2 separate regions of the Homo sapiens genome follow, and region 1 is linked to region 2. The links are chromatin loops, found by intact Hi-C in ENCODE. Cell type or tissue: chondrocyte. All regions are shown on one strand. Each heading gives the region's core, and the rest is flanking DNA. Links, peaks and the distances in the headings are about the cores only. Region 1 overlaps METTL8 (methyltransferase 8, tRNA N3-cytidine). Region 2 overlaps LOC124906091 (a long non-coding RNA gene).

Region 1 (9,456 bases), core at 610-8,609, 370 kb before region 2:
ATATTAACAGAAGGAAAGATAAAAACCACATGATTATCTCAATGGATGCAGAAAAGGCCTTCAACAAAATTCAACAGCCCTTCTTGCTAAAACAACTCTCAATAAATTAGGTATTGATGGGACATATCTCAAAATAATAAGAGCTATTTATGACAAACTCACAGTCAATATCATACGTACGGGCAGAAACTGGAAGCATTCCCTTTGAAAACTGGCACAAAACAGGGATGTCCTCTCTCACCACTCTTACTCAACATAGTGTTGGAAGTTCTGGCCAGGGCAATCAGGCAAGAGAAAGAAAGGGAATTCAATTAGGAAAAGAGAAAGTCAAATTTTCCCTATTTGCAGATGACATGATTGTATATTTAGAAAACCCCATTGTCTCAGCCCAAAATCTCCTTAAGCTGATAAGCAACATCAGCAAAGTCTCAGGATACAAAATCAATGTGCAAAAATCACAAGCATTCCTATACACCAATAACAGACAAACAGAGAGCCAAATCATGAGTGAACTCCCATTCACAATTGCTTCAAAGAGAATAAAATACCTAGGAATCCAAATTACAAGGGATGTGAAGGACCTCTTCAAGGAGAACTACCAACCACTGCTCAACAAAATAAAAGAGGACACAAACAAATGGAAGAACATTCCATGCTCATGGATAGGAAGAATCAATAGCATGAAAATGGCCATACTGCCCAAGGTAATTTATAGATTCAATGCCATCCCCATCAAGCTGCCAATGACTTTCTTCACAGAATTGGAAAAAACTACTTGAAAGTTCATATGGAAACAAAAAAGAGCCCACATTGCCAAGTCAATCCTAAGCAAAAAGAGCAAACCTGGAGGCATCACGCTACCTGACTTCAAACTATACTACAAGCCTACAGTAACCAAAACAGCATGGTACTGGTACCAAAACAGAGATATAGACCAATGGAACAGAACAGAGCCCTCAGAAATAATACCACACATCTATAACCATCTGATCTTTGACAAACCTGACAAAAACAAGAAATGGGGAAAGGATTCCCTATTTAATAAATGGTGCTGGGAAAACTGGCTAGCCATATTAGAAAGCTGGAACTGGATCCCTTCCTTATACCTTATACAAAAATTAATTCAAGATGGATTAAAGACTTAAATGTTAGTCCTAAAACCATAAAAACCCTAGAAGAAAACCTAGGCAATACCATTCAGGACATAGGCATGGGCAAGGACTTCATGTCTAAAACACCAAAAGCAATGACAACAAAAGCCAAAGTTGACAAATGTGATCTAATTAAACTAAAGAGCTTCTGCACAGCAAAAGAAACTACCATCAGAGTGAACAGGCAACCTACAGAATGGGAGAAAATTTTTGCAATCTACCCATCTGACAAAGGGCTAATATCCAGAATCTGTGAAGAACTTAAACAAATTTACAAGAAAAAATCAAACAACCCCATCAAAAAGTGGGCAAAGGATATGAATAGACACTTCTCAAAAGAAGACATTTATGTAGCCAACAGACATATGAAAAAATGCTCATCATCACTGGCCGTCAGGGAAATGCAAATCAAAACCACAATGAGATACCATCTCACACCAGTTAGAATGGCAATCATTAAAAAGTCAGGAAACAGCAGGTGCTGGAGAGGATGTGGAGAAATAGGAACACTTTTAAACTGTCGGTGGGACTGTAAACTAGTTCAACCATTGTGGAAGATAGTGTGGCGATTCCTCAAGGATCTAGAACTAGAAATATCATTTGACCCAGTCATCCCATTACTGGGTATATACCCAAAGGATTATAAATCATGCTGCTATAAAGACACATGCACACGTATGTTTATTGTGGCACTATTCACAGTAGCAAAGACTTAGAACCAACCCAAATGTCCATCAGTGATAGACTGGATGAAGAAAATGTGGCACATATACACCGTGGAATACTATGCAGCTATAAAAAAGGATGAGTTCATGTCCTTTGTAGGGACGTGGATGAAGCTGGAAACCATCATTCTGAGCAAACTGTCGCGAGGACAGAAAAGCAAACACCACATATTCTCACTCATAGGTGGGAATTGAACAATGGGAACACTTGGACACAGGATGGGGAACATCACACACTGGGGCCTATTGTGGGGTGGCGGGAGTGGGGAGGGATAGCATTAGGAGATATACCTAATGTAAATGACGAGTTAATGGGTGCAGCACACCAACATGGCACAAGTATACATGTGTAACAAACTTGCATGTTGTGCACATGTACCTTAGAACTTAAAGTATAACAATAATAAAAGAAAAGACAAATATTTAGGTTGATGGATATACCAGTTACACTGATTAGAAGGTATTAAATTATCACATGTACTCTGAAAATATTTATATCTATTATATATCAATAAAAATAAATAAATGTTTTATAAACCTGACAATGACAGGCATTGACAAGGCTTTGGAGAAATTGGAGCCCTTGTGTATTGTTGGTAAGATTGTAAAATGGTGTGGCTACTATGGAAAACAGTATGGAAGTTCCTAAAAAAATAAAAAATAGAACTGCCATATGACCCAGCAATCCCACCTCTGGGTTATATGCAAAAGATTTGAAAGCAAAGTCTCAAAGAGACATTTGCACACCTATGTTCATAGCAGCACTATTCACAATAGGCAAAAGGTGGAAGTACCCTAAAATGCCCATCATCAGATGAATGGTTAAAACAAATGTGGTATATACATAAAATGGAATCGTGTTCTGGCTTAAAAAGGAAAGAAATCCTGTCACATACTACAACATGGATGGACCTTGAGGACGTGATGCTAAGTGAAATAAGCCACCACAAAAAGACAGATACTGTATGATTCCACTTATTTGAGACATCTAAAGTAGTCAGATTCATAGAACGAAAAATGGTGGTTGCCAAGGGCTCGGGAAATGGGGGAAATATTAAGAAAATTTAGGACAATTGCCTCTTAATCCTACTGTTCTAACATAATTGTTTTTAGCTCATCATTTAGAACTTTTACCCAATGTGTATATAATTTTAAGCAGTTGTAATTATAATACATATATAATTTGGGGATCTACTTTTTTAACCTCATGTTATTTCATAAAAGGGGGAGTTGTCATTTAATTGGTATGTAGTTAATAGTTTAGCAAGATAAAAACATCCTGGAGGTCTGTTTCACAACAATATGAATATACTCAACAGTACTGAACTATACATTTTAAAATAGTTAAGATGTTAAATTTTACATTATGTGGTTTGTAATCACAATTTTTTTAAAAAGCACACTACAAACAAAAGAACTTGGCCTGCATCATCCTCATTGCACAGCTGGGAACCCACAGACACTTTACCCAACTCTTATATTCTCTCTATAGGACTTTCTGCCTTATTTTTCTTAAAATGATTTCTCCCTTAGAACATGTTGGTTCTTTTTTTTTCTTTTTAAAAATAGTTTATAAAATAGACACAGAAATTTATACAACTCATCAATGAATTCTCGCATAGTTCAATGAATTTTCACGAAGTTAACACACCTATGTAAACATCAACCATATCAAGAAACAGAATATTACTATTAATCCAGAAGCTTCCATGTGCTTCTTCCCAATTACAGTACTCCCCCTGATCCCTGACCCCACTAATCCCACAAATAGTGGCCCATAAGAGCCACTATTCTGGCTTCTAATACAATAGATTAGTTTTGCCAGAACAACTTGGTTCTGGTTATCATTTTTTGGTCACTCTTGTGGCAACATCAGTGTAACCGTTAGATGAAGCAAGGGTCAGCAAACTAGTCTATGGTCGAAATCCAGCCTGCTGCCTGTTTTTGTGAATAAAGTTTATTGGAACACAGACACACTCATTTGTTGACATACTGTCTATGGTCACTTTTGAGCTATAGTCACAGTGTTGAGTAGTTGCAACAAAGACTGCTGCAGCTGGCCCACAGAGACTAAAATACTATCTGGCCCATTACAGAAAAAGGTTTCCAACCCCTGAGATTGAATTTTGTTTCTAGATTGATCAGCTGTCCTGGAACTCCCCAGGGAAAGATGTTAGCATTCCTCTGTGTAAACCAAGTATAAGGAAGATCACTAATCCCACTGGTAGTTAACTATTGTTCTGGTGACTTTAGTCTACAAATTGAGGCCAAAGTTTGAAGCAACAGTAGTTGGGGAGCCTAAGCTAATGAGACTGCCCTCATTAGCTGCCCTTACCTAGTGAAGAGGGCAGTGCCTACCTATCTTATCTTCTGGTATCACTTGCTATTCCGTAGAGCCAGTTCTCCATCCTCCTCCTAAGCTCCTTATTGTATCCTGGAGAGTGGACAGAAATGAAGAGCACCTGATCCACAATGACATCATTCTATTTTTATGAGCTTCAACCACGAAGTCTTTGAGGGGAATATGGCCAGAGAGTATTAGGGTTGGATTCGAGGGTGCATACCAGTGGCAGTACTGCTTACAAATCAGCCAATATTGCATTCCTTTGCAGGAACTCTGTCACACTGTTTCTGAAGAAGTATAACTGTGCTTCTTTGCCAGCAGCTGCACAGACATATTTTCCACATTACTCAAGCTTCTGCTGGTGGCCACCTGGATGTGACAGACAGAGTCAAGCCTAAACTGAATTAAAAGTTGTCAGCCATCTTAATTCATTTCCAGGAAGTTAAAAATTATCCACAATATATTTCCTGATAATATGAAAAACCAAGGATTTTTTTGCCCTATTTTGAATATTTCCATTTAGAACATAAATAGATGAGCAGTGCTGATAGTGTTCCCTTAAAGTCGTTTGTATGTGGCTGCCTATTTTGTCCTATTTATGTTAACAATGAACTTGGTGAAGCTAATGAGAAGGTTATTTTAGGGCCTTGGAAACCGCAGTAAAGGAAAATGACAGTTCCCATAGAACCGTACGTAGTGTGACTGAAATAGAAAGGTGGTGACTGGCCTCTCTCTGTAGAAGCAGGAAAGGCAGGCAGGAGAGGGTTGATGATACCACTTTGAAGCATTTGATTTGCTTATTAGTATGTCCAGTCTCTTTCTGTGCAAGTTTTCTGACTGCTGCAGAGACACAGAACAAAAAATTCCATTTCAAAATGACTCAAAGAGATAAAGGCTTCTGCTAGGTCCCTTCTGCATCCCCTCTGTAACACTTCAGTGTGATGGGCTTTATACCTGTCAGGGGACCACTGCAGGGAGAAGGAACACATTATGGGGGTGACCATCTTATCACACGTAAGCAAGGGCACACAGAGCAATAACTGAGGCTACCCGGAGGGTGGTAAAGGAAGAATACTTTTGTTCTGAGGAACCATGTTGAGTGGCAGGACGTTACAGTGAGAGCCATCCAGCGCAATTTCTGTAGGGATCACAGACGTGCCAGTCTGCAGCACCCTGGGTGAGGCTTCAGGTTTGATATTTAATGTCTCTGATGAATATGGGTCAAGGTAAATAGATTGTTTAAAAGCTCTACTTTCAAACACTGAGACCCCAGAGGAAGCAGTGACCTGGCTCTTCGGCAAGTGCCTCTGTGAACCACCATCTTTTCTTATCTAGGAGAGTCCTAAATCTTTGAAAGAGCCAGTGTTCTCCCATCACAGAGTATTCTATATGCAGATTATTATACAGCAGGAGCACTGTTTACTGATCTTATCTCACTTTATTTTAATGCAACTGGGAGGAAGTACTGGTTGTTCTCCCATGCTGGCCAACTCTCTGGCACATTTCTTTTGGTCTCTGTGTGTCTCAGGCTCTCCTGTCACTCCCATTTCCCATTTCTCACATATTGTCTCAGCTGTTGGTGAGAACTGAAGTCAGGAAACACTCTCACAATCTGAAAGTAAGAAATTATGCATCACAAATAATAGTCTTGCTGCAGGATGGTTGACATTTCATTTTTGTGATTAAAATGTATATGGCATCTGGGACCGGATGTGGTGGCTCACACCTGTAATCCCAACACTTTGGGAGGCCAAGGTGGAAGGATCTCTTGAGCCCAGGAATTTGAGACCAGCCTGAGCAACAGTCAGACCCCATCTCTACAAAAAATTTAAAAGTTAACCAGGCGTGGTTGTGCGTGCTTGTAGTCCTAGCTACTTGGGAGGCTGAGATGGGAGGATCACTTGAGCCCAGGAGGTCAAGGCTGCACTGAGCTGTGATTGCACCACTGCACTCCAGGCTGGGCACAGAGTAAGCCCCTGTCTCAAAAAACAAAAACAAAAACAAAAAAACTATAGATCCAGGCCCTCATTTCTTTCAATAAGATTGCCCAGATTAATGATTTTTAATTCCACATTTCCTTTTTGTAATTTATTTTCAATTTTACTATAGCTCAAATTTATTTTAAAAGCAAGTTAATTCAGAGAAATGAAAGATACATTTGGCAATTTTTGAGTTAACATAATTATATTTTATAATTTCCTAAAAAACATCTCCAGTGTGTCATATCTCAGTTATTTAGCAAATGTAATGAGTCTTTTAAATGGAATAACAAAAGCAGCTGCTATTTTTACTTTAAAATATCCTGTAATTAACTATCTACCTATGGAAAGTTATCTATGTCAAGCAAAAGAATGAGTCTCACTATACTTTACTTTGTGAATACCTTACCATTGAGAAAATGTTCTATGTGAAAAAAATATATAGAGAGAGTAGCTAAAAGTTTTATGCTTATAAATTTAGGTTATTTGTTTATAAGTTGGCTTTGCTTGTTTAAAATTTTATGCAGTGCTCTTAGAAACATACTTTTAATTTCATAGTTTTTAAGAGTTTTCTTTTATTAGACAATGAATTTTCTCACTGATGTGTGGAAATTTCCAACTTTGAGAGCTCAGGTATTTGCGTAATTGATGTGCAAAAATAACTTTAAATTGCTTTTTATTACATGGAAACTTAGAATAAATTTTCATAATTCATATTAATCATATTATATATGTCATACATAAATGGTTTAATTCAATTTCTTAGTTGTGATGTTGAGTGTGATTCAGAATGAATTCTGAATATTTAAGGATGGTTAGCGTGCATATTCCTTCTTTCCCTCAGCAATATTGAATTTAATAAGTGAATAATTGAGAAGTTGCTTCATTGGGCTGTAGTTAAACAGATCGCTACATCCCTCTTACTGCCACTGGCATAAAGCAGTTAACTCTGAATCACCAACCTAGGAAAGAAAAAAAATTTTCCTCCAAGAAAAATTTGTCATTAATACACCTGTTTAGAAAGTCAGTTAAACAAGATGAAGACAGGGCAGATTTCTCCACGCTATATTATTTTATCATTCCTGACCTGCCTTACCAGCAGCTTGATACTGAATTTTTTACTCATGGTCAGAGCAGTAATTCCTCCAATTCCCCTGTTAACACAGATACTCTTGCAGTTCAGGAAATTAAATCATACACTGAAGGTGTTTGTTGTCTCATAATCATAATTATGATGATTGACCAAGCTGTGGGGTCTCAGAAGCTCTCACACATTACTGGGAACTATGGAGTTGCCAGCATTGATTGGAGAAGCTGCTGAAAGCCAAATTCCAGACACTGGTGCTGCTTCTCTGTTTTGTTTCTGTCCCACAAACCCATATATTCTCATAGAGCATTTAATGTTCCTATTGCTCATCATTTCATCATATAACTGCATGGTTTATATTTCTTATAATTTAAAGTATGCAGTTTAATTAATTATGTATTTCTGATCTGTCTTAATGAAGGGTAACTCCAATCAGCATTATTTTTACAATGTAGTTACACTGATTGTAAGCCACACTGAGGTTTTAATTTCAACTTGATACTTCATAATTGAGAAGAAAGTATGAATCAGAAAAGCAGAGATGATTTTCAGGGGGTTCATATTGACTTTGTGTTCGGGAGGCAGTGTAGTGTAATGGGTGAGAGCGTGGGCTTTAGAGTTTAGCAGACTTAGGCTAGGTCTTGACTCTGTTCTTTCTGGCTGGGTGACCTTGGGGAAATTCTTTATTTCCTCTGACATTGAATTTCTTTCTCTGCAAATTGGAATAATAAAATCTATCTGAGAGATACTGCTAGGATTAAATGGGGGAAAAATCCAAGTAAAGCATTTGACATAGTGCGTAGCCCATAATAAACACGTAATATGTGTTATTCTTGTCATTTTTAATGCTACTATTATTGGTATAATTTATGTAATTATCTGATTTCTTTTCTCCTAATTCCTGAGTGGGAAATAGTTGGAAAAGGCTTGAAAATAGGTATATTAGCAAACCCTGACTATTGCCTTCTAATATTACATAGGCTAGAGTTGAATTTAGATGCTTGACATGTTTGGTTTCTGAACCAGATTGCAGTCACGTCACTACAGATTCATTTTCTCTTTAAATTGTAAAAATTAAAACAGTAGTACAGACTCATGTTTAAAACGGCAATCTGATCCAAGATTTTGTAGTCTGTAGAACTGATAATGTTTAATGTTCTCCATAAATTCATGGCGCTTAATAGGAAAGTACACAGAATTTTTAGAGCTTAAACAGACTTTAGAGATACTACTCTAATTCAAACCTTTCATCAAATGAGGAAATTCTGTAGGCAATTTGAATGAAGAATTCAGCTAAGATTCTTTAATCTTTGTGTAAGAAGTAGATACAGCTTTGCAAAAGAAAGAGCTACCTAATAATGATTAAATTGTTATCATTGCTTCAAATTTTCAACTTATTGTTATGAATGACTATAAAATAAATTTTAGAGCTGCCATCAATGTATATACTATTCTGTGTATTTTCTCTTAATATTATTTTCCTTTATTATTTTATTTTTTATATTTATTTATTTATTTATTTATTGAGATGGAGTTTCACTCCTGTTGCCCAGGCTGGAGTGCAATGGCACGATCGCAGCTCACCGCAACCTCCGCCTCCCGGGTTCAAGCAATTCTCCTGCCTCAGCCTCCTGAGTAGCTGGGATTACAGGCATGTACCACCACACCCGGCTAATTTTGTAGTTTTAGTAGAGATGGGGTTTCTCCATGTTGGTCAGGCCGGTCTCGAGCTCCTGACCTCAGGTGATCTGCCCTCCCTGGCCTCCCAAAGTGCCGGTATTGTAGGCATGAGCCATCATGCCCCGCTTATTATCTTTTATTTTTAAATTGCTACATAAGGTTACCCTGTTTGAACTGCATGGTTTGCTTGCTCATTCCCATGTTGTTGGGCATTTGAGTTTTCCCCACTTTTTCCTAATATAAATAGAACTGCTATACACACATTTTTTTTTTAAGTAGAGACAGGGTCTTGCTTTGTTGTCCAGGCTCATCTTGAATTCCTAGCCTCAAGTGGTCCTCCTGCCTGGGCCTTCCAATGTTGGGATTACAGGCATGAGCCACCTCGCCTGGCCGCTATGCACATCTTTTATTAGGTTACTCCCCTGTACTTCCCCCACCCCACTTAATTCCTAGAGGAATATTCCCACAAATTAATCAAGATATAGTAGTA
Region 2 (9,456 bases), core at 845-8,844:
GAACCTCTCATTTCCTTTCTATCATAGAAATCTATCCTCAAGGAAATAACTTCTCAGTGTTCCATCTGCTATTCTACTACTCCTCAAGGATTATTCAGGCCCCCTCCCTTCCCTACACAGCAAGCTCAAGGGTTTGCCCCCCCGCCCAGGACTGGCAAATTAGCTTTACTCCACATGCCCCGAGTCACAAAAACTAAAATACCTCTTAGTCGAAGTAGACACTTTCACTAGATAGGGAGAGGCCTTTCCTACAGGGTCTGAGAAGGCCACCACAGTCATTTCTTCCCTTCTGTCAGACATAATTCCTCAGTTTAGCCTTCCCACCTCTATACAGTCTGATAACAGACCAGCCTTTATTAGTCAAATCAGCCAAGCAGTTTTTCAAGCTCTTAGTATTCAGTGAAACCTTTATATCCCTTACAGTCCTCAGTCTTCAAGAAAAGTAGAACAGACTAAAGGTCTTTTAAAAACACACCTCACCAAGCTCAGCCACCACCTTAAAAAGGAATAGACAATACTTTTACCACTTTCCCTTCTCAGAATTCAGGCCTGTCCTCAGAATGCTACAAAGTACAGCCCATTTAAGCTCCCGTATAGATGCTCCTTTTTATTAGGCCCCAGTCTCATTCCAGACACCAGACCCACTTGGACTGTGCCCCAAAAAACTTGTCTTCCCTACTGTCTTCTGTCTAGTCATACTCCTATTCACCATTCTCAACTACTCATACATGCCCTGCTCTTGTTTACACTGCCAGTTTACACTGTTTCTCCAAGCCATCATAGCTGATATCTCCTGGTGCTATCCCCAAACCGCCACTCTTAACTCTTAAAGTAAATAAATAATCTTTGCTGGCAGGGCTATGCGGAACCTCCTTGGGCACTCTCTAATTAGATGTCCTGGGTCCTCCCAATTCTTAGACCTTTAATACCTGTTTTTCTCCTTCTCTTATTCCGTTTAGTTTTTCAGTTCATACAAAACCGTATCCAGGCCATCACCAATAATTCTACACGACAAATGTTTCTTCTAACAACCCCACAATATCACCCCTTACCACAAAATCTTCCTTCAGCTTAATCTCTCCCACTCTAGGTTCCCACACCGCCCCTAATCCCGCTCGAAGCAGCCCTGAGATACATTGCCCATTATCTCTCCATGCCACCCCCCAAAAATTGTCACCGTCCCAACACTTTACCACTATTTCGTTTTATTTTTCTCATTAATATAAGAAGACAGGAATGTCAGGCCTCTGAGCCCAAGCTAAGCCATCATATCCCCTGTGACCTGCACGTACACATCCAGATGGCCGGTTCCTGCCTTAACTGATGACATTCCACCACAAAAGAAGTGAAAATGGCCTGTTCCTGCCTTAACTGATGACATTGTCTAGTGAAATTCCTTCTCCTGGCTCATCCTGGCTCAAAAGCTCCCCCACTGAGTACCTTGTGACCCCCCACTCCTGCCCGCCAGAGAACAACCCCCTTTTTCCCTTTACCTACCCAAATCCTATAAAATGGCCCCACCCCTATCTCCCTTCACGGACTCTCTTTTCGGACTCAGCCCACCTGCACCCAGGTGATTAAAGGCTTTATTGCTCACACAAAGCCTGTTTGGTGGTCTCTTCACACGGACGCGCATAAAAGAAACCTTTGAAGTGACCAAAGTAATGGCAGGGGAGAGTATTCGGTCAATTCATGGTGCAGTATCTTATCTTTTTTTTTTTTTGAGACGGAGTCTCACTCTGTGTCTCCCAGGCTGGAGTGCAGTGACACCATCTCAGCTCACTGCAACCTCCACCTCCCAGATTCAAGTGATCCTCCTGCCTCAGCTTCCCAAGTAGCTGGGATTACAGGTCGGCACCACCACGCCTGGCCAATTTTTTTGTATTTTTAGTAGAGATGAGGTTTTGCCATGTTGGTTGGCCCGGCCCATGGTGCAATATCTAATAAATTACATTTAACTTCCATGGGTCATGTCTGATACAGCTTTTTGAGATTTTAAAGTTATTTAATGAGCTATTTAATTTTCTTAACAGAAAAACAATTGTATTGGGGAATTTTGAAAAGTTTTTTGCTTAAACACTGGATCCAAGACCCACCTGGGGAAAAATATAAATAGTGTTCTCTGGTTCTGAGTGAAGTCTGTAAATGTAGTCAGGGTGCAAGACAGCTCTGTTCTTCCCCACACCCGCCTTTTTTTTTTTTTTTTTTTTTTGGAGATGGAGTTTCACTCTTGTTGCCCAGATTGGAGTGCAGTGGCGTGATCTCGGCTCACTGCAACGTCTGCCTCCCGGGTTCAAGAGATTCTCCTGTCTCAGCCTCCCGAGTTGCTGGGATTAAAGGCACATGCCACCACGCCCGGCTAATTTTTGTATTTTTAGTAGAGACGGGGTTTCATCATATTGGTCAGGCTCGTCTTGAACTCCTGACCTCAGGTGATCCGCCCACCTCGGCCTCCCAAAGTGCTGGGATTACAGGCGTGAGCCACCGCGTCCGGCCGACAGCTCTGTTCTTTAAGGATCAAATGATATATGTGTGTGTATGTATGTATGTATATATATTTTTTCTTTTTTTTTTTTGAGACAGGGTCTCACTCTGTCACCCAGGCTGGAGTTCAGTGGTGCAAGCACAGCTCACTGCAGCCTCAACTTCCTGGGCTCAAGCAATCCTCCCAGCTCAGCCTTCTAAGTACTACAGGCTCAAACCGCCACATCCAGCTGATTTTGTTCATTTTTTGTAGAGACGGAGATCTCACTATGTTGCTCAGGCTGGTCTCCAACCCCTGGGCTCAAGTGATTCTCCCAAAATGCTGTGATTACAGGCATAAGCCACCACACCCAGCCTAAATTTGTATCTTTTAAACAACTTCGTGGGTTTTTTAAAACAACTTTGTGGTTTTGGATGGCAAATTCAAGAATACAAAGCCTCGGACCTGGGTGTCAGAGGCAGAGTAGCCCTTGCCTTTCGGTCACACTGACCCATGCACAGCATACCTCCAGAGATAGCCCATGCCCCCCAGGGGGCGGTGGGAAATGGTTTGAAACCTCTTCCCCTCCCCACCCTGCTCCATTCTGTAACTTCCTCCCAGGAAGGCAGGCCCCTCCCCACTCAAATCCCTGTCCAGGGTCCAGGGTCCAGAGAAGGGAGTGGCCCAGGCAGAGAACCCCAGTGAGTGCCCACCACATGCCAGGCACTGACTGCCACCCCTTCGACTCTAACCTAGCACCCAGCACATGGAGCTACACTCATCGCCTGTGCCTTTGTGCGGCATATGGTGAGTGCCTGCTGGGAGCTAGGTGCTGGAGAGGACTTTAAGTCAGACTTTGTCCACGACACCAAGGCTTGAAGACAGGTATAACCCCTGAGGCCACCTCCCCTCCTCACAGGTCGCATTGTAGCACTTTCTCACCCTAGTTGTCCACTTTGCCTCTGCTGCTCTGCCAGTCTGCAGGGGCAGAAGGATGCCCGTGCCCAGGAAGAATGCTGAAGCCAGGTGCATGGCCCCTGCAGTGGTGGAAGCTCCCCCAGTAGCGAGCGGCCATTTGACTAGGCTGAATCGAGTTGACTTCACAACCGAGGTCTGATCACTGACTACACCATCTCCTTGTTGGGAAAAACAAACAAACAAAAAAACCCCCACAAACCACTGCTATTTTAAATTGTGATCAAAATGAAGATACTAAAAGCCCTGGGGGCTGGGTTCTGAGAATCCCCCACGAGTCCCCCGAGGACCTTGCACCCAGGTCCTCCATGCAGCCCTGCAGTTGCAGCCTGGTCTGTTTCTGCTCCACCGGCCCCGCCCCACACCTGCCCGGGTCTCAGGCTTGCTGAAAGAATCCCTGGATCCGATTTCCACCTGGGTACTAGGTATAGACCCAGCTCTACCACCCCCTAGCCGTATGCTTGTTGGAGAGACATTTAACCTTTCTGGATTTCACTGTTTTCATCTATAAAATGAAGGAATTGAGAGGGAGGATCTCCACAATGCTGTCCCTGATCCATAGGCAACAGTGTTTTTCAAAGCCACCAGGGTTGAGAAGTGCTGGTCCATGGTTGCTTTTCCGAGCTCAGGATTGAAAGAGTCCTTTGGCTAAAGAGCTGAAGAAGAAAGAGGATGCTCTCACCCTATTCAGCTTTTGGTTCTTCCCAGTCTGCTACAAGACCAGGGAAAATGTGAGTTACTCCTCCAGCCACAACTACAGCAGGCAGGTGGAGGGTGGGGGATGACATGTGGCACAGCACTTTGCTGGACTTTAGTGTTTGGGGATAATGGACTCCTGAGATTTCTCCCACGCCATCCGGCTGGGATGACTATGGCTCCTTTCTCAGGGATGCCCCGCCTTTCCCTCCTGCTCACAGGGAAACTGCCGGCAGCTCCACACTGGCCTGGCTTTTGAATCTATGTGCCATATGATTTTTTTTTTCTTTCACGAAAGGCCCCTGCTTGCCAAAAAGGAGGTTTTTCAGACCACTGACCTATGTAAGGGGCAAGCTCCCTGGGTACTTCACTGCCAAGAACAAAAAACATCCATCCCCCTTATAAACTCCCCAGGGCAGTGCAGTCTAAGCCCCTGAGCATGGCATTCAAGGCCTTCGGCGATCTGGCCCCGCTCCCCCTTCTGTGGCAACTGCTACCACTCCATACTTGACTTTTCACATTCCAGCAACCAGAGCTGTTTGTAGTTCCGGGACACACCACGTGCCACATTCCTGTGTGTCCTTGCAGACGCTGTTCCCTCTGCCTAAGAGAACCTCTTCCTTCCACTTTGACCACCTAAGAGAACCTCTATGCATTCTTCAAAGCCCTAATAGTAGCTGCCCACGAACGCCTTCCTTGATCCCGCACATGTTAGTTACCCGGCCTCTGGGCTATTCTGTCCCCTCTGCTCATCACTAGATCCGAAATCGCTAATTTACAGGCAGCGCAGTGGGATGCTTTTGGATTCGGGACACCTGGGCCCAGACCCAGCCGCCCCACCCCGGCGCCCCGGGCTTGTGCACAGCAGGAGCCTCCGCCCCGCGGGTGTGGGTTGGACGAGGCCAAGGGCAGCGGCCGGCCAGGGGCCAGGCCAGAGTCCAGCACTGCCCTCGGAGGAAGCCGGGTGGGGGCGGCGCTCCTGAAGGCTCCAGCCCCGGGGAGGGAAGCCGGCCCCGCACCTCCCGCACTGGGCGCTCAGACCCCTGGTGCTTCCACGGCGTCTGAGGGTTTCTCAGCCACCGAAGGGTGTCTCCGCCGCACCCAACGGGTCCCCCGGTGGAGAGATTTGCCTTCACATCAGATTAAAGGGGGTTCCGTTTGGTGAAGGCGCCCAGGCTCATCCCCCACGTTTCCGCACTGGGTCTGAGATGGAAAGAAAGCGGGGGACCAGAGCCCTTCTTCCAAAGAACGGAAAGCGCCCCACCGCGACGCCCCGGCCCCGCCCAGGGGCCCTGCGAGGGCGGCCCGGAGACCCCGCGGCCGCTGGCGGGGCGCGGCTTTCCCAGGCTCCCGGCGCCACCTGGTGGCCCGTGGCGCGCACTGTAGTCCCCGCTCGGGAGGCCCCCTTGGCTCGGATCCCACTCCACGTGGGCGGCGGTAAGACCGGAGTTCCTGAACAAAGGTGAATGTCGTTCCAGGAACCTGCCGCGTGGGGACAGAACTGAGGCGTGGGACCGGGCAGACCTACGTGGATTCAGCTCCTACCCCAAAGCCCGCCCGCCTGTGAAGCAGGGGCCTCGGTTTGAGCTCTCCAGGCGCACCTGCTTCCCCTGAGGGAATTAACTCAAGAACTCACCCATCACTTCTCTTTAAAACCATTCCCTTTTTTCACTGAAGTTAATTCGTAAAATTAGCCATATCCAATGCAACTATTATTTTTTCCCCAATACGTGCTAAAATAAAATATATAGGTATTAAAGGAGGAAAGACAGTTTTCTTCACTCTGGGTAACACCAGTCCATGGGATCAAGTTCAGAACCTAAGCCTGTCCTGAGGCCTGCCCGGTGGCTCGTCCCTGCTTCTTCTGTCTCCTTCCGATTCAGCCACAGCGAACCCTCACCTGTCCTCTCCTGGAATATGGCAGCGTCACGGTGCCAAAGATCCCAGAGGGTTGTCCTCTTTTCTCAGGTTGTACTGCTTACCTAAGAGAGATCTGAATTTGGGGAAATGAATTAGTCTCTAAAGTTTCATGCCCTTTAAAAACAAAACCTTGACAGAGACAAAGGCAAGTAACTGTTTATTAAAATCGGAATGAGCTTTGAGCTCCTGGACTCATACAACAGGCATCTGTTTCTTCTTGATTTTATGAGGCTCCTCTAGCAGTTCTGTTCCTCACCACCGAGAAGCACACAGGTTGTTTAGCCACTGATCTCGAGTGAACGTGTTGGAACCATGCATACTTCACTACCTGACGCTAACACTGTTTCCAGAGCTCTAGAAGCCAAAACAGCGCCTGGGTACAACATGGATTCTTGCCATTGTGTTTCTGGGCTCTTTCAGCATAGCTGTCTGAGCTACACGGTTCTGGCCAAACTGATTTACAAACACAACACAGCATTGCAAATCAGTCACAGTGCAAGTCTATTCAGGGAAATTTCATGGATAATTCTAATCTAGGGACAGTGTTGGGGGTTGTTAGCAGAGAGCTCCCTTAGTCTGACCAGTCATGACGCTGCTTGGGGAAAAAGCTTCCCCGGCCCTGCAGCAGCGGCCGTCCTGGACAGACTGAAATGAAAGGCTTCAGAAGAGATGGAACAAGGTTTTTTTTTTTTTTTTTTTTTGAGACAGAGACTCGCTCTGTCGCCAGGCTGGAGTACGGTGGCATGATGTCGGCTCACTGCAACCTCCGCCTCCCAGGTTCAAGCCATTCTCCTGCCTCAGCCTCCCAAGTAGCTGGGACTACAGGCACCTGCCACCACGCCCAATTTTTGTATTTTTAGTAGACGGGGTTTCACCATGTTGACCAGGATGGTCTCGATCTCCCGACCTCGTGATCCGCCTGCCTCGGCCTCCCAAAGTGCTGGGACTCCAGGCGTGAGCCACCGCGCCTGGCCCGGAACAGGGCTTTTTCTGGCTCTGTAAGTCTCCCATTCATCCACACCCCCTAGATCAAAATAACCCCATTGTTGTTAGTGATTAAAAAGTAATTCAGGCCGGGTGCGGTGGCTCACGCCTGTAACCCCAGCACTTTGGGAGGCCAAAGCGGATGGATCACGAGGTCAGGAGATCGGGACCATCCTGGCTCACACGATGAAACCCCCGTCTCTACTAAAAATACAAAAAATTAGACGGGCGTGGTGGCGGGCGCCTGTAGTCCCAGCTACTTGGGAGGCTGAGGCAGGAGAATGGCGTCAAGCCAGCAGGCAGCGCTTGCAGTGAGCAGAGATAGTGCCACTGTACTCCAGCCTGGGCGACAGAGCGAGACTCCGTCTCAAAAAAAACACAAACAAACAAACAAAAAAAAGCAATTCGAAGCCTGGCGCGGTGGCTCACGCCTGTAATGCCAGCACTTTGGGAGGCCGAGGCAGGTGAATCACCTGAGGTCAGGGGTTCAAGACCAGCTTGACCAGCATGGTGAAACCCCATCTCTACTAAAAATACAAAAATGAGCCGGGCGTGGTGGCACATGCCTGTAAGCCCAGCTACTCAGGAGGCTGAGACAGGAGAATTGCTTGAACCTGGGAGGTTGCAGTGAGCCGAGATTGCGCCACTCCACTCCAGCCTGGGTGACAGAGCAAGACTCCATCTCAAAAAAAAAAAAAAGTAAAATAAAATAATAAAAAGTAATTGTGGTTTTAAAAATTCTGGCAATATGCAAGTTTATGAGAAGAAATGAGAAGTTCCTGTAACCCCACCCCCAGCCACCATAATTCAAGTGCTTCTGGAAGAGGCTTGCCCTGAACCTCAGGCAGACTTCTTAGTATGGGTCTCAAACCAGGCCAGCCTGGGCAGAGCTGGGCAAACAGGCCCCTCCCCAGGAAGCAAGGCCATGGAGAGTGGACGGCAAGAAAGCCAGTCAGGGATTCATGAACTCTTATTCACAACCCTTGGTCTCTGGAAAAGAGAATGATCAATTCCAATAGAGTTGGTTGTTAAGGTAAATGATCAATGGGTTGGGGACCCAGAATATGGCTTTAGGAAAAGAGACTAGTGAAACTCAAATTGCTGTTACTGTCCCAGTCATTGTCCAGGGACATTTTCTCCATCAGGTTTACAGTCTAAGCAACTACTTCAAATTTTGCTAACCTTAGTGCCCATTCCACACGATTCATTGGATCCTAAATAATGAAATCCGTGAAGGACCTTGTTTCCTAATCCTGGGTCCCCACGGGTTCTGGCCCCGCTGACTGTAAGGAAACCTCAGTTTCCCAGCTATCCCTCCCCTCTCCCCAGACTCAGCTGTGTTACTACCAGGATAACACAGGGCTCTGCAAACTCAGACACCTGCGGGTGGTGGGAGGGGGGCTGGCGCACGCAGGTGGGGCTGTGGGAATTGGAGACTGGAGGACAGAGACTCCAAGGGGCATTCATTTCCCTGTAGGACTGATCTGTTGCCAGATCTTGTGACTTTGAGAAACCAGAAATCTGGATTTATGTGAAACCTTCTGATTTTTAAATGTTGGCAATTAATTCACATTTTAATATATACAGGGGAGTTCAAAGGAAACATGCCTAGGGGGAACCTGTTTGCTTCCTCTCGTCTGCTGGGCAGAGCACTGTCTTATCTCATTATTCACCCCATGTACAGGAAACACTTAATACATGCTGGCTACTGTTATTATCCCAAACCCCAGCGGCCTTCATGGAGCATGGGCTTGTATCTATTTCTTGCCAGGAAATACAGTGTAACCTCAACTCTGGTAACACTGAAAGTCCGAGGCCCACCTCCATCAATGGCTGCAGTGTGGCGTTTTCTCTAAACTGTCAGTGACCAGAGTACCCACGTTCGTGTAACTCCCTGGAGAGGCAGTGGGGCGGCATCTGCACCTGTCTGCACTCCTTACTCCTCTGCTCTTTTGCTGCACATTCTCACTCTCCTCACCCCTCCCCATCCCCCTCACCTGCAGCCCCCAGCTGGGAGTGGGGCCCACTTGCCCTTCCACGTCTTCTTGTTCTAGTGCTTGAATAACTGGCTGTGGCATTAATTCCCCATTTTATCAATTGGCTCGATATGCAAAAGGCCTATAAAGGAACACTTTGGTTAGCCAAGTCGGAAATTGTTCTTCCTAGATCTAATGCAAATATATATATATATATATATATATATATATATATATATATAAATGACAAAAGGATCCCTCCTCTAACCTGTGCACTTTGCTTAGTGGTAAAAGTAAACACCTAGCAAGAACGATGACCTTCCTATGCCCCTGTTACCTCCCGCAGTTACAGGTCCACCCTCCCTGGGGAAGTTTTTAAAAACTCCAAGAGCCCAGGAATTAATATTCTAATTGAGGCGATTCTAATCTGAAGACAGGGTT

What was found. Hi-C counts contacts between places; a loop is a spot of excess contacts. Peaks named below come from ENCODE experiments on the same cell type or tissue, not always from the same donor. Only the 100,000 strongest peaks of a DNase experiment are listed, where the experiment ranks them.
Region 1: it touches region 2 in a loop (1.9-fold over the local background); 3 of 110 quality-filtered maps call a loop at or near these places.

The regions. Positions count from the first base shown.
Region 1 is chr2:171,342,795-171,352,250 of GRCh38, reverse strand. The region is part of intron 3 of METTL8 (methyltransferase 8, tRNA N3-cytidine); the gene reads left to right. Among named protein-coding and RNA genes, the nearest start is that of METTL8, 86 kb to the left of the region's middle. RefSeq lists an enhancer at 4,955-5,004. In chondrocyte, for the core only: a CTCF peak has its summit at 4,955; no DNase peak of the experiment used is centred there.
Region 2 is chr2:170,969,640-170,979,095 of GRCh38, reverse strand. LOC124906091 (a long non-coding RNA gene) reads right to left here. Exons shown (of 3, transcript XR_007087293.1): 2 at 9,037-9,157; 3 at 5,575-6,128. Among named protein-coding and RNA genes, the nearest start is that of GORASP2, 45 kb to the right of the region's middle. RefSeq lists an enhancer at 1,055-1,611 and silencers at 4,921-5,170, 5,311-5,620. In chondrocyte, for the core only: CTCF peaks have their summits at 5,301 and 5,502 (motif pointing left); DNase peaks (open chromatin) are centred at 5,049 and 5,561.